2 separate regions of the Homo sapiens genome follow, and region 2 is linked to region 1. The links are chromatin loops, found by intact Hi-C in ENCODE. Cell type or tissue: heart right ventricle. All regions are shown on one strand. Each heading gives the region's core, and the rest is flanking DNA. Links, peaks and the distances in the headings are about the cores only.

What was found. Hi-C counts contacts between places; a loop is a spot of excess contacts. Peaks named below come from ENCODE experiments on the same cell type or tissue, not always from the same donor. Only the 100,000 strongest peaks of a DNase experiment are listed, where the experiment ranks them.
Region 2: a loop joins it to region 1, with 14 times the contacts of the local background. A loop is called at or near these places in 42 of 110 quality-filtered maps.

Annotation. Positions count from the first base shown.
Region 1 is chr6:164,924,242-164,932,030 of GRCh38, forward strand. No RefSeq gene overlaps it. Among named protein-coding and RNA genes, the nearest start is that of MEAT6, 110 kb to the left of the region's middle. In heart right ventricle, for the core only: CTCF peaks have their summits at 2,672, 3,494 (motif pointing left) and 3,702; a DNase peak (open chromatin) is centred at 3,510; H3K4me3 peaks cover 1,000 bases.
Region 2 is chr6:163,423,933-163,431,721 of GRCh38, forward strand. All of the region lies in intron 1 of QKI (QKI, KH domain containing RNA binding), which reads left to right. Among named protein-coding and RNA genes, the nearest start is that of QKI, 13 kb to the left of the region's middle. In heart right ventricle, for the core only: a CTCF peak has its summit at 4,071; no DNase peak of the experiment used is centred there; H3K4me3 peaks cover 1,711 bases; H3K27ac peaks cover 2,066 bases.

The sequences.
Region 1 (7,789 bases), core at 1,626-5,625:
AGCTGTGTAATCTGATACGTGACATCCTGATATGGGACATTCCAAACATCAAACTCAAAGGTTCATAACTTTAGAGACAATAGCTGTGACACACGCACAGAGATGGAGACCTTAATTTCAAAGAAGCTGCACTGTGCATGACTGTCCATGACAATTCTCTAGACGGACGGAGCACAACAGCTTAGCCATGTGTGCTGGAGGCCTGCTAAGTACACAGACACACAATTGGCGCTCTTGGTTTTATCAGTGGCTTTATGTGGCTGCCTTCACATGGCTGTGAGCTCACAGAAAACTGTGACCACAGCAAGCAGGGGCTGCAGGAGGTTTTGCTAATGAATTAATGACGAGGATGAGGCAGTACTAGGTGGCAGTGGATGAAGGACCCAGGAAGAGGTTTTAGGTTATTAGGATTTTGTTAATGTACATTTTTAACAGGATAGATTTTCCTACACTATGACAAGACCTGTTAACACAGCTGCTAACAACAAAGGATTTAGAATGAGATGAGAATAGGTTTTAATTTCCATTATTCCTGGCTGAGAGCCCTGGGGCGAGTTGCTTACCCAGTGATGTTTTTGGTAACGTGGGGATGATGTCTTCTGAGGCAGAGCAGTGTCTGGTGAGATTGAGGTCACGTAGTGCGGTGTTTACAGACGGGATCTGGCACCCAGTGAACACTCAACGACAGCTGTGTGTGCGTGTGCCTGTGTGTGCGTTTTGGAAGGAAGGGGAAGAATAGTCCATGAACGGAAAGGTAAAGTTTGTTCGTGGTTGAGGGTGCCTGGAAGGGAGGTGGGTGGGCAATAGCAGAACAAAGAGCCTGAAAAGGAACTTGGGGCACATTCCAAAGACCCCTGTTCTAAATGCCTTGCGAAGGTGAAGGCAAGGGCCACCATTTAGCATGCCCGGAACAGGGCTAAAGAGGGGAGCCCTTTCCCTAGGGCCATTGCCATGTAAGGTACGGGGCATCACCTTTTTCTGACTGAACAGCTCTATAAATAGTCACAGGATATTTTCTGTAAATAGTCATCCTTACTCCCAGTTCAGCTTTGTACCTGGTTTCCTTTTCCTCACCTCACCGTACAACAGGAGGCACAATGTATCCACTTTGTTCGCCTGGAAGGCAACAGAATGATCTTAAAATAGTACCCATGGCAGGTATGACTGAGGAAACGGGGTCCAGGCGTGTTGCAGGCACATATGTGTGCACTGGGGTTTGGGCATTGGGAAACACAGAGCTGCTTTCCATTAAAAGAAGACTAAAATGCAAATGCAGATACATAACTCCGCCACACACTCAGACAAAACACCACACACTCACACATGCCTATAGCACACACACATAACATCACACACTCACACATGCCTACACCACACACTCACACATAACACTACACACTCACACATGCCTACACCACACACTCACACATAACACTACACACTCACACATACCTACACCACACACTCACACATAACATCACACACACACGCCTTCACCACACACTCGCACAAACCTCACACACATACACATAACATCACACACACATGCATACACTACACAGTCACACAAAACACACTCACACAAACACCACACATTCACACATGCCTACACCACACACTCATACGTAACATCACACACTCACACATGCCTACACTACACACTCACACATAACATCACACAGTCACACATGCCTATACTACACACACAAAACACCACTACACACTCACACAAAACACCACACTCACACATGCCTAAGTTACACACTCACACAAAACACACAATCATAACATCACACACATGCCTACATCACACACTCACACATAACATCATACACACGTGCTCACACTACACACTCACACAAACACCACACACACAAAACACCACACACTCACACATGCCTATACCACACACTCACATATATAACATCACACACACATGCCTACACTATACACTCACACATAACCACACACTCACACATGCCTACACTACACACTCATACATACCTACACACACTTATACAGACCTACACCACACACACATCATACACACACTCACACCACACACACACACTCACCACACACTCACCTATACCTATACCACACACATACAACACTTCATACTCACACATGCCTACACTACACACTCACACACACACTCACATATACCTGCACCACACATTTACACAGAACATCATACACTCACACATGCATACACACACATATAACACAAGCTCACAACACCACACACACACTCTCACATGCCTACACCACACGTTCACACACAAGATACAGAGAGAAGAGTCTGGCGCCTGCTTCCTGACAAATGGTGCCTCCTTCTATTTGCTGATGAGTTTGAGGAAAACCTCCTTTCAGTTCAGCGTAATACGTTAATGTGGCAGCTTGATGCCATTAAGTACTTCTAGAACATTTTTGACTGTTATACTCAGTTAAAAGTCAATCTAACTATGGGGTCTAAAATTAGACACACGTCTATCTCATCATCTTCAGACACTGTCAATTTCTCATGATTTAACTTACATTGCCTTTTATTCTTTATATCTGCTCTTTTCTGTGTATTTTCTCATGCAAGTATCCCATACACCCTAAAAAGTGGATAAAAAGAAGAATCTTAACAAATGTTAGTATAGAAATGACAGGGTGAATCCATAGTACCATCTAGAGTCTTGGCAGATCATGACAATCTTTCTAATAAGCAAAGCATTCTTTTACTCTCCGAGAAATTTTGAGAGGTTTGAGAAGAAAAATAATGTATTTTCTTCATTTCATCAGTGTAGCTCTAAAGAATTAAATCTATGTATGCTGACAGTCATCACTCCTACAGAATCTTTTCATTTCCCAGAAACGCCTCTACTTTTCAATCATCAGACCACTAAGATATTGCTGAAAGTAATTGGGGTATTACAGGGCCTAGTTTTTACCATGTGAAATTCTATCCTAGACATCAATTTCTGATTATATATCCTGGAGAAAGAATATTTTAAAATGTTACATAAAAAATAATCTTATTAAATATGGGGAAATATTCAACTGGTTGTTTAAGCAAATGAACCTTAAATCAAAAATCGGGTTTGAGTGCAAAGTAAAGTGTGCTAAAGAAAAGCAAAGAAAGAAAGAAATACAAAGTGTGAATGATTTTTTTCATATGCTCCCCCGTTTCTGTTAAAATGCATTTCCTTATTTCGGGCAAGCTGGCTGTCCCTGGCAGTGTATCTGCCTGTTAGGAATATCTCCTTTTTGCAGAGTTGCCTAAAGCTATCAGTGGTCCCTGTTTCCTCTGAATTAATGTCATTGATAAGCGGTAAAAGGGAGAAATGTTGGCAATATATGATTATAGATTAAATGATGCAATTTCAGGGTCAGTTCTACAGAAAGCACTTATAAGACTCTGACAAGTGAAGATGAATGGAAATGAAGGAGTGCATTTTCAACAGAGCCTGGTGCCCGCCGGCTTCCAAGGCTCTGCTGCCATCTGCTGGCCGCGGCGAGGCACGGGCGTGCCCGGCCACACACTTGCTTCTGCTGTCTCTCATTAAGGGAACAGTTCTCATTTTAGGTCGCAGCTTACCTTCGGCATCCATAGACCTGTCAATTAGCCCTCTCCCTGTATTCTGATTCATTTCCAGCAGCAGACGTGCCAAAGACTGGCAGGAACTCAGGGAAATATATCCTGAGCACAGGTGGTATGTTGAATATGCCTTGGTGCTTTATTTGAACTAACCAACTGATACATTTAAACAATATAGGCATGAGACGGAGGGGGAAACTAGGAGACAGAACTGGCGATAAATTTGAGGTAATTATCTAAAATTGTTGCTTTACGATTTGTTTTCTTTGTCCCTATGCTGTCAATAAATGCATACGTTGCATTTTGACACTAACGTAATTTAGTTAAAATCCAGGAATGCGTTCGGCAGCTGCTTTTCCAAGTGTGCACACACAGCTTCTCTCAGGAACCAAGAGTCACTGCCTCCCCTCCTCTCCTTCCCATCTCAAGGGTGCTGGAAATAAATTTGATGCGGTAGGTCTAATTTTATTTTATTTTTTTAAATTGACTCAGTATTTGATTTCTCCCTAGAGACTCACTGCTACCTCTAGGTCGAGATGAGATTTCTGTCGTGCATTAAGCTAATTTGGATTGTGAATGAATACAAGTCCAGGAAGTCGATTCTGAGACCCGATACCCTGCGAGGGGAGTGCAGGATAAGCAGGAGACATTAATTAGCGCTGCCTTAAGCAGTTTTACCGACGCAGGCGGGACTGTGGTGGAGCACTGGAGATGCTGCGAGCCCTGAGCTGCCTTCACAGCCTTGTTGGGTGTGCTGCTGGATCACACTGCATGAGAAATGGAAGCAACCTATCTGTAAAGAGCCTGCAAACCTCAGGACGCTCTGGAAGCCAGTGGAATAATTACAGTGGGATGAGGCTGCAAGTCCCCTTGCTTCCTGAGCTGCATTCATGGCTGTGTGAAGGGGAGAAAGGAATACATTTGAGGTCTTTTCATGGAAGACACAGATATTTTAATGTTGCGATACCATCCAACAGGGTGAGCTGAGAGAACCAACACTAAGAGTTTCACAGATAGAACACCACTATTCCCTGTGTAAAACAGGAGGTAGGCAGGCGTAGGCCTCCCCTGGAAAACAATGTTTTAAGAGCTCATAAATACCTAGACGTCAAATCATCCTCGTTTCTAGTGTTTGTATAGATATTTCCAATAATATATTTAGTGGGCTCACTTTTTTATTTTGTGCATTTATCCTGGTTTATTGTTTATTTTTCCTGAATTATTGGCCAATGAATATTTATATTAGAACAGAAAAAAATATATTCTAAAATTAATGTCATAAAAATAAGTTACATCAGTTAGATGTCCTCTGCATGAGAAAGGGATAAGATGGATTGCTAAATATCCCCTGGGGCTGAGCCAGCAAGACTAGGACTGCACACCCCTCATCATTAGCAAGGACACAAAATCACGGAGGAGACCCAGTTGGCCAGGGCAGACCAGCCAGGCAGTGCTGTGTCGAACGCATGATGAATGTGGTGGATGCATTGAGCTCTCTTCCCAGCTGAGGAGTTAAAGAGAAACATTTAGTAAAAAGGGCCAGGATTTAGTCACAATGCTACCCTCTCCCGATAGAATAATTAAGCAATGAACACAGCTGCACATTTCTGGAATGGACACTGCGAGAAAGGTGTAGTTTTTCCATGTTGTATGGCATTTGTTTTCTTGCAAACAGGCAAGCACGGGCTAGGACTGTTTCTACGCCTGTCTGCACTGTGATATGCACTGTCTTCGCTGCAGAAGAGCACCACAATGCTGCCTTCATATTCCGGAACATGCCAGGCTCAGTTTTCTTTCTTTAAGTCCTCATTTTCTGCTTAATGTGCATACTAGGGCTAAAAAAAGCCTAACTCCTATTTTCTCCCTTCTCCTGAGGTCCTTCTGGGTCAAGATGGCTCCAGGCTGACAGGGTTGTGGGAAGGCGCGGTCTGGCTCTAGTCTGATTCTCCAATCAGAACACAAGACAGTGAGCGTTAAGCTGTCCTTTCCGCTGCTGAGTGACCTTGGAGGACTCATTAATCTCTCTGGCCCCAGTTTCCTCATCTCTATGGTAAGGGAAATGGCGGCAGAGCTCCTCTCAAACGTCAGTTATAAAGCTAAGATAAGCGTGTATCCAGAAAGCAGTTAAGAACGGTACAGTTGCTCAGTGTTGTAGCTGTTATTCCGTTTAACTTAAATTTGTTGAGCATCTGGCATAACCAGGTACAAGAAAATATCACGTTTAATCCCAAGAACAACTCGGTCAGATTGATATTAATATCTCCATTTGGGGAGTGAGGGATCTGTGTCTGACAGAAGTTAAAATGTTGTGTTTAAGGTCACACAAGGAGAGTGATGAAGCCTGCATGTTCACTGTGGACTCAGAAGCCACTGGGCTTTGTCATGTTGCCCTCTGCCCCCACCATTCCATAATAGAGAAAGGGATTGAGCCCTGGAAGTTATATCATTTAAATATCTTGAGAGTATAAGAGGTGGAAGCAATTTCTCCCAGCTGGGTGGAGACAACATCGCTAATTCCTGAGAGGTGTGGACATGTGTTCCAGGAAGAGGGAAGACCTTGAGTAAGTGTCTGGAGGTGAGAGAACAGGTAAGTCTGAGAAGAGGAAGGTGATGTCCATGTCATTGGACCGTTTTTGAGGGTACATGCAGGAGAATATGTGTGACTAAGAATTGTAAATGTTGTTTGAGGCCAAATTTGGAGAGATTTGAGTGCCAGGCAGGATTAGGATTTTAATCCCTCAGCCACCAGTGTTTTTGGTGCAAGGTCAATACACACTCAGTGCTGTATTCCAACAGCAATGTATACAATTTATTACAGAGAAGGGAGGTGACCAGCTACCAGAGTATCACAACTGCAAGAAGCTGAGGTTTTGTGGTACTGGGGAAAGAGGAGTGATCCACAGGCCTTACTAATTCTCTCCCTTCCAGACTGTATTAGTTAAGATTCTCTAGAGGGAGAGAACTAATGGAATATATATATATATATATATACATATATATATATATGTATATGTATATATATATGTATATGTACATATGCATATACAGATATATCTGTATATGCATATATATATATCTGTATATTCATATATATAATGGTTCTCTAGAGGGACAGAACTAATGGAATATTTATATACATATATGTAATATATATGCATATATAAATATATATACACGTATATATGTATACATGTGTATATATGCATATATGTACGTGTATATACATATACACGTACATATATACACATATGTGTGGATATACATTTATATGCATATGTGTATATATACACAAATACATGTGTATATATACACAAATACATGTGTATATATACACATATATGTGTACATAAGTATATGTAGATATGTGTATGTGCACATGTGTATATATGTATATATGTATATATACATATATACATGCGTGTATATATACATGCATATATATACATATACATATATACATGCGTATATATGTACACATATACATATACATATATACGTGTGTATATATGTACATATACACATATATATGTATATGTATATGTATATGTGTATATATGTATTATGTATGTGTATATATATAATTATGTACATTTATATGCATATATGTATACATATATATGCATATATATACATATATGTGTACATGTATGCATATATACATTACATATATGTATGCATATATAAATATATGTATACATATATGCATATATAACATATGTACATATATGCATACATATATGTATGCATATATAACACATATATGCATACACATATGTATACATATATGTATGCATATATGCATACATAACACATATGTATACATATATGTATGCATATATATGCATATATAACATATGTATACATATATGTATACATATATGCATATATAACACATATGTATGCATATATGTATACATATATGCATATATAACACATATGTATGCATATATGCATATATAACACATGCATATATAACACATGCATATATGCATAAACACATATGCATATATATTACATATATGCATATATACACATATATGCGTATATGCATATATACACACATGCACATATATGTATATATGCATATATATGCATGCATATATATTACACATATGTATAAATATGCATATATATATGCATATATATCACACATATATGTATGCATATATATATATCACACATATATGTATGCATATATAACAT
Region 2 (7,789 bases), core at 2,066-6,065, 1.5 Mb before region 1:
GGGTAAACAGCCCAATGATATATCAGGTAGATAACTGAAGAGTGACACCCAGGAGGTGGATGGTTATGAATTGAATGGAAACGGTGCTGCACCAGATAGCCACCAGGTAGCTACTATATCGTATTCCTGATGCCAGCATCTGGGGGATGATTGCTCATTTCAAATAATTCAAACAAATTAAATGTAAGCCACAGTTCTTTGCTATGTTACAGCAATTATATCCCTTTGATACAGTTGTTACATGGCAGGTGAATACATTTTTTTAAGAAAAAAAAATTTCAAACTGGGATCAAAAAAATTACCCTGAAACCGCATCTAATTGTCTATTGTCGCTGATTCCACCGTGGTTGCAGTGATGCCATTATCATGAGAGTATTCAAGTTTTAACTCTGTATGTGTGTGCCTGCACATGCGTGAGCCAGCATAAAGATGAAATGAATTTATGTTTTTGTGCATATGCTAATGAGACCCTGTGATGAAGTGGTAAGCATTCTTGTACTATAGACCTGGGATCTAATCATGACTCCGCAATTAACTGGTTTGGTGATCTTGGGTGAGATAACTAATGTCTCTGAACCTCAAGCTTCTTCATCTGTGAATGAAATTATCAACTGCCCTGCCAACCTCAAATCCAAATACTCTGAAGTTGATGGGTATTCAGAAGAGCCTCTCATACTATAAAGTAGCAGCATCACTGCTTGGTTTTTAATTTTTTTTTTTTTTTTAATTTTGTGTGAGTCTTTCTCTGTTGCCAAAGCACTGGATCTTGGCTCACTGCAACCTCTGTCTCCCAGGTTCAAGTGATTCTCCTGCCTCAGCCTCCCGAGTAGCTGGGATTACAGGCGTGCACCTCCACACCCGGCTAATTGCTGTATTTTAGTAGAGACAGGGTTTCACCATGTTAGCCAGGCTGGTCTCCAACTCCTGACCTCAGGTAATATGCCTGCCTCAGCCTCCCAAAGTTCTGGGATTACAGGTGTTAGCCACTGCCCCCGGCCTGCGTCATCTGCTTTCTATCAACATTTTAAAATCGCTTATGATAGGATAAACAATTAAATAAGCAAAACAGCTTTTAGAGAATGAGAAAAGAAAAAGAAAGATGATGTATCCATGTAGGTTCAGCTAGTTTTTATGTGCATGAGAGTCACTACTAACATTCTGGTAGTTTAGAGGATGTCACTTTGAGCTGAACTATCTAGTTATGTTTATTTGAGAAGTGGAACCTGAGTTGATATTAACAGCTGGTATGATTTAATGAGGTGAATGGGAAGGTGGAGGATGTTCCAGGAGAAGGGAAGGTGCAGCATTGCCAGCACCATGGTGATGGGCAAGGCTTAGGAAATAGGTACGGATTTAGTTAGTTGGAATGGCAAATGCATAGATAGAAGTAGTGGGAATAGATAGAGACTACAGAAAGCAGACCAGGTTAGGGCTAGATTGTGGTGGGCCTTGAAGGCCAGAATACATAGTCTGAATTTTATTCTGAAGGTTGTAGGGAATCTTTAAGGCTTGGATTATTTGGGGGTGTCAGAATGAACTCTTTGTGCATAAACTGAGAATGTATACAATATATATGGGTTTAAAGTAGACATTGGATGAAGTGTGAAGAGTCAAACTATTATATACGTGGCTAACCCTTTAGGAAAATTTTTTGAGTAGTGATATTTTCTCAAAATAGTATTAATAAAAATATTTATATTGAGTTTTCTGTATTTTAAACTCCTTAAAGATTTTTTAAATTTTGTTTTAACTAGAAACAAGTCTTTGTTTTCCTTACCTACAGGTTAGTGTATTCATCCTGAAGGATTGAGAACATGTGGGGCTCATTTGTTTAGCTGTCAGAGCCCAATTTTTAGTTAGAGAATTGAGCTTTTATTTCTATATGAGCTAAAGACAATTGAAGAGACTCTTGGAGAAAATCTTAGGAATTCTTGAATTAATTTGCCTTGAAGAAAATTTTGTCCCAATTTCAGAGATCCTTTAAATATGTTTTACCAAGTTTGATGCGGGCTTTTAAAATTTAATTGTATTAATTTTTGTGTTTATTTTAGGTAAATGAGAGATATCTTGACATTCTATCCCTAGAGAGATACATATTTGTGTATCTTTAAAAGTTAACACTTCCTTACATAGTGACATTACACTGAGCAAGATGGATTAATCCTACAGATAACGTAATAACCAGTCCATATTCAGATTTCTGTAGTGGATCCCCTGATATTCTTTATAGCTGGATTGTTCAAACCAGAATCTTACTCAATACTGCTCATTAAATCTGGTTGTTACGCCTTTTTAAATCTAGAACCATCTCTTTTTTTTTTTTTTTCAAATGACATTGATTTAACTTGTTCAGGGCTTGTTCCTTTATGCCCTGTGTATCTATTAACATTGGAAGCTAGTTCTAAAGTAGGTTCAAGAATAGCATCTTCCACTGGAGTACTTCATAGGTGCTGCTGTGTACTTTGTTATCTTACATCAGGAGGCACAGTAACTGGCTCTGCCATCAGATAAGGAAAGATTGATACCTGGATTAGAGTGGTGATAGATGGATCCTTGTACTTTAAAGGTAGTTTTTTTTGTTTTGTTTTGTTTTGTTTCCCCACTTGGAACCAGAAGGTGCCCCATCGACCAAAGGTGCCCCGTCAACATTCACACCTGGTTTTGACCAGTTTTTTGCCTGAATCAGTTTCATCAGAGCTTGCACCATGATGATACTTTAATTCTGCCATTCTTTCTGCAATTACTTGGCATCCTTTGAAAGGTACAGCTTTCTGACCCCAACACGGAAATACATTGCGATTTTGAAGTGAGTTTCTAATGGGGCAAGCCAGATATATGCTGCTGCTTATTATTACTTGGTTCTCAAAGTAAAGTGTTGGTTTGCTAGTTGCTTCAAATGGAGACCAATGAATTTTTTCTCTCTTTTCTAATCATCTTTGTAGACTCATGGATTTCATAGATTCAATGTACTTAAGTCAACTATAATTAATTTTGATGTTAAAATTATTACAACTTTAGCCATTGATAATTAAACTGGCTCCTGTGTCTGTTGAACTGCTGCTTGCTTTCTGGGGCACAAGGCTTCCCTTGTGCCTTGTCTGCCTTGCCTGTTCTGGAGCTACACTTGGCCATTTCTCCAATAGGAATGGTATGAAATACTTGAATTTAGGTGTTAAACATGTTCATTACTCTCAGGATGTGATTACTTCTGAGCCATTTTCTATGGACAGTATTGACTTTAAAATTCATTCATTCATTTTTATATTTTCAATTCAATTTTTTAACGTTACTGTTAATTTTATACTCGTACCTTTTTTTTTTTTTTTTTTTTTTGCTGGCCACAGCTAAACTAATGTTGTTCTTGATGGTGACATACTTATTTGCTTTATTCTACAATATTAAGGAAAATACTTTCAAAATAACAAAATTAATAATATTACTAATAGCAGTAAAACTATCTTTAAAATTTTTAAATTTGTTTTAGACATGTTACCAATAATATAGCCAGTGACCCATTTTTCTGGTTGATGACAATTATTTTCCTTTTTTGGTGGGGGGGTCCTCATTCTGTGTATACTAAGTTTTAATTTCTACTGAATCTTGTTTTTGACTTTTTGATGCTGTCATTTATTAGCTGTGTTCTTTTGTTGTACTTACTGCTTCTATTAGCTTTTACCTTATGCTCAGCAGACATGGAAAATACACATATATTTTAATGTCAGGTGCGTGCGTGTGTGTGCCTGCATGTGTGTGCGCGCGTGTGTGTGTGATGGCAATATGATCCAGAAAGATAACTTACAAGGAGATGGTTGTTTATACTAGTGCTTTGTATCTTAAGCACGAAGGGTAGGGAAAAAAGAATATGACAGGCAAAATGTTTCAATTTAGTGAATTCTTCTGAATAATATCAGTAAAAATATATATAGATCTTTAAAGCTTTTAAAGTCATATGAAGTAGGGGAAACCTCATAGGTAGAAAGTAAGTCTTAAAATTGTATTTCTTAGTAGTTGCAAAATCTCTAGTGCAAACTTGTTGTCATTAAGAACTTTTAGTAGTAAGGAACTTATGTTCCAGCAGATGGGGATGTTAGTACACAAAAGAGAGCACTCAGTGATTAAAATGTGTTGAGAAATAACCCTTTTGCCAGAATAGGAAAATGTTCTCCTTTAAATTGTAAGGGAAGAGTTGCTCAGGAATGTGACAAATAACAGTTACCTAATTGAGTATTTTCATTGGCATGTGAAAAAGTTGTCATAGTTCTTTAAAGAACTTGTCTTTTTAAGAGACTATATGTTGGTATGTTGACCATATTAAATGTAACTAGTTTAGTACATCAGATTGATTGCAGCTATTTTCTGAAATAGTTTCTGCCTTTACAACTCAGTTGTTTGAAGGGTTTTTGTTTTGGTGGGTGACTGAGTCACATATATTGAGAGGTATCCTGTTTGTACGTTTTCTTTGTAATTATAAAGTCTTTAGGCAGTTTATTTCTGTTTATTAAAATAAATCAGAAGAAAATGTGTCATAGTTTACTATATGTTATATGAAGAGAAAGTTCTTTTGGGGATCATAGTTTTATCATAGTAATAAAAAATTATCAGCAGTAAAAAAGATAGTCTTATCTCACTTTTATTATAGTTTATAGCATTACGACATACTGTTAGCTTTTTTAGTAGGTAAATACTACATAGATTGCTTTAACATATGCTTTGCAATTGTTGAAATACTGCTCATTTAAGTTCCTTCTTAGATGTGATTCAGAAGTGTACTTTAATGTATTTAAGTTATATTTTCCTAGTTCAGTTATATTGAGCTTTTTTTTTTTTTAAACTGTCAAGGCAATTTAAAATACTCTTGCCTTCAGTGACTTGAAATTGAACTCTGCACAGGAGAGAAGAATATGTCTTGTTTCTATATAGAGAACCAAGGAGGAAGAGATTGACTTTGCCACCTTTGTAACTGATAATAACTTGCATTTTAGTCCCTGCTCCCCAGCCCCACTTTTTTCCTTTTCTGTTATTCCTAAAATGTAGAGAATTGGAGATCGATCCACAGATTTTCAGTTCATCTTTGGCAGTAGCATGGTTTGTAACTTTTTTCATTCCTGGAAGAAGCAGTGGTGAGGGCACAGAGATAGCGTAGCACATTGTCTTTGAACCTTAATGGGAATTACTTCTTTTCAGGGAAATATAGCAATGGCCAATTTTGTCTATACATTTTAAGATTGTTTCTTATAGTTGTTAGAGATTTTATGAGAAGCTTGAATTTCTTTCAGTAATCCTAAAGAACTGTTATAAAGAACTTATTTATCAGAAGAAATATTCCTTATTGGGAAAAACTAAAATATATCAATTAAAAAGTTAAAAGTACTCATCATGCACTGATAGCTGCTCTTAATGTTTCCTTGTAGTCCCCCCCCACCAGTGTTTATGGATGTAGCAAAATTGGAATTACGGTTTTTAAAAAAAATTATATCATGAGCAAAATTTTTCCTTGCCATTTCATATTCTTTGCAAATATAATGTTTATAGTAATATATTTCATGCTGTCGAGGTATATTATAATTTACTTAACTAATCTGTTGGACTTGCCACTTTGCTTTCAGGAAATGTGTGTAATGATAGCATTAAGTGGCTTTAGAAGTTACTTTTTTAAAAGCCTTAAGTTACAAAATACTGTAACTGGGAATTATGAATACCAAACTCTTATTTTTGCAATGCAGTTAATCTGAAATAAGCATTTTATGTTGCATTGCAGTAGAAACTGGTTGTTAGGATGCAACGTGATTTTCGAATAATGTCAGAGTTGCATATTTCATGTATTAGTTTTTAGTGACTTAACATACTTAATTGAAACTTTTCATTCTATTCTAGGCTGTTTGGTTGTATGCTATTAATATGTGTGCGATGTTATGAGGGACACACTAAAGCTTCAAATTCATTCCTTCAAGTTATCTCAGTAGTTGGAAAGAATATGAAAATAAGAGTAACAAAGGAAATAGAAACATACCAAGAAGACTAAAGACTGGTGCTAAAGAGGGTGTTTTTGGCTGAGGAGGCTATGGAATGTTTCAGGAGAGGAGGTAAAATTTCATCTGGCTCTTAAAGGACAGGTAGGATTGAAGTGGAGAACAGGTAAGGGAGTGGCGTTCTAGACACAGGGAACGGTGTTCTTGAATGTGGGAACATTCTGAGTAGGAAGGTGTAAATAATTCTCTATTAGAGAGAGCTTTTTATACCTTTGGTCTTAGCTTTTTCCTTTATCTGCCTCCATATTTCTGTTTTTAGTCCAGATTTTCTTATCTCTATCCTGTACAGGCATTACATTATAGAGTGATATATTAATGTGGTAGATTGCTGTGATTGCTGCTGTCCTTCTCTTCCCTTCATTTTCAGATGTTCTTTTTTCTTGACTTTGACTCTCTTTAGGTTTTTGGAGAAGAGGGGTATCTTACTGCCTAACTTTTAATTTTAACTATTGTTTATCTGTATGCTTAATTTGGCTTTTTATTTTTTTTGTTTTCCTAGTGCATTTGGATTTTACTTAGCTTTTATTATGAAGCCATGTGTTTCAGTTTTTTTCTGTATGTGTAGGTGATTGGGCTTATGAATTGATCAGGAGCATGGAGGAATAGGTACATCTGGATTAGCGAGTGTGTGAATTCTTGAGCTGATGGGCCTAAGCTCTAAAGGATAGATTAGTTGTCAGCATATTCTGGTCTAGATAGTATGGCATAGTTTTTACCAGTATGCTTTCTTTTCCCCATCTTCCCAGTTTGCTTTTTACTCTAATGGCTTGAAAAAGTATAGGTTAGGTTGGAAGTGAGAGAACAAAAATCTGCTAATTTAACTCTGAACAAGGAAGGCTTTAGGCTGATGTTTGAAAAGTGTGTTCCATGGAATACTGGTCTCCTGAGGTAGTCTGAGAAAAGAAGGGTCCTGTAGTCCAGGAAGTTCTGCATACTCCTTTTGTGAATTCAGGATGTGTTGCCATATTAAGTCTCCAGGATTTGCAGTCAAGAAAGTTAACTTGGTTTAACTGAGCATTTTCTGAAATTACTTGGTTAAGGAAATACGGTTTTTCTTTCTTTTATTCTTGGTACTAGTTCTGAGGATATGTTAAGGGAAATTTTAGGGGATTGTTAAAGATCTGTGGATCCTTGGGTGGAGGCAGGTTTAAACAATAATTGTTTGGGAATCTTAATTTTGAATGAGAGTGCTGGCTCAAGTCAAATCAAAGTACCCCTTGGAAAAAAAAAAGTTATATTATTCCACTTAGGTTGGGCTTCAGGTTTCAATTGAAAGGAAGCAAGAAAACTGTCCTTGTCTGGCTTTCATTAAATAACAATTCAGTCAAATGATTTCAGTAATGAATTTTGTCTAACTCAAATGCATTTGTTATTTAAATAAAAATTAAGATGTGCTGTTTTTTAAAAATGTAATTCTCTAAATAAAAAAAATTAACATAGAATCCTGCCAGCTTAAACATCAAACTGAAACTTACTTTAAAATAGGTATATACAGAGAAATATGCTCATGTTGTAACTCATGCCTGGTTTACATCTACATTTTTTAAATTTGGGAATGACTGAATTGTGAGGTGAAGAGGAATTAGTAAATTTTGGAAAGAAAAATACTTATCTTTGTTAGGTCATTTAAACAAACATTAAGATGCAATTTTGTGAGATCTGTCAGTAACACCGGTTGTTTTCTGTGAACTTAGATTTTAATCTATTAATAGAATATATTATCTCCCCTCATTCAGTTATATCATAAAGTTTTGGTGACC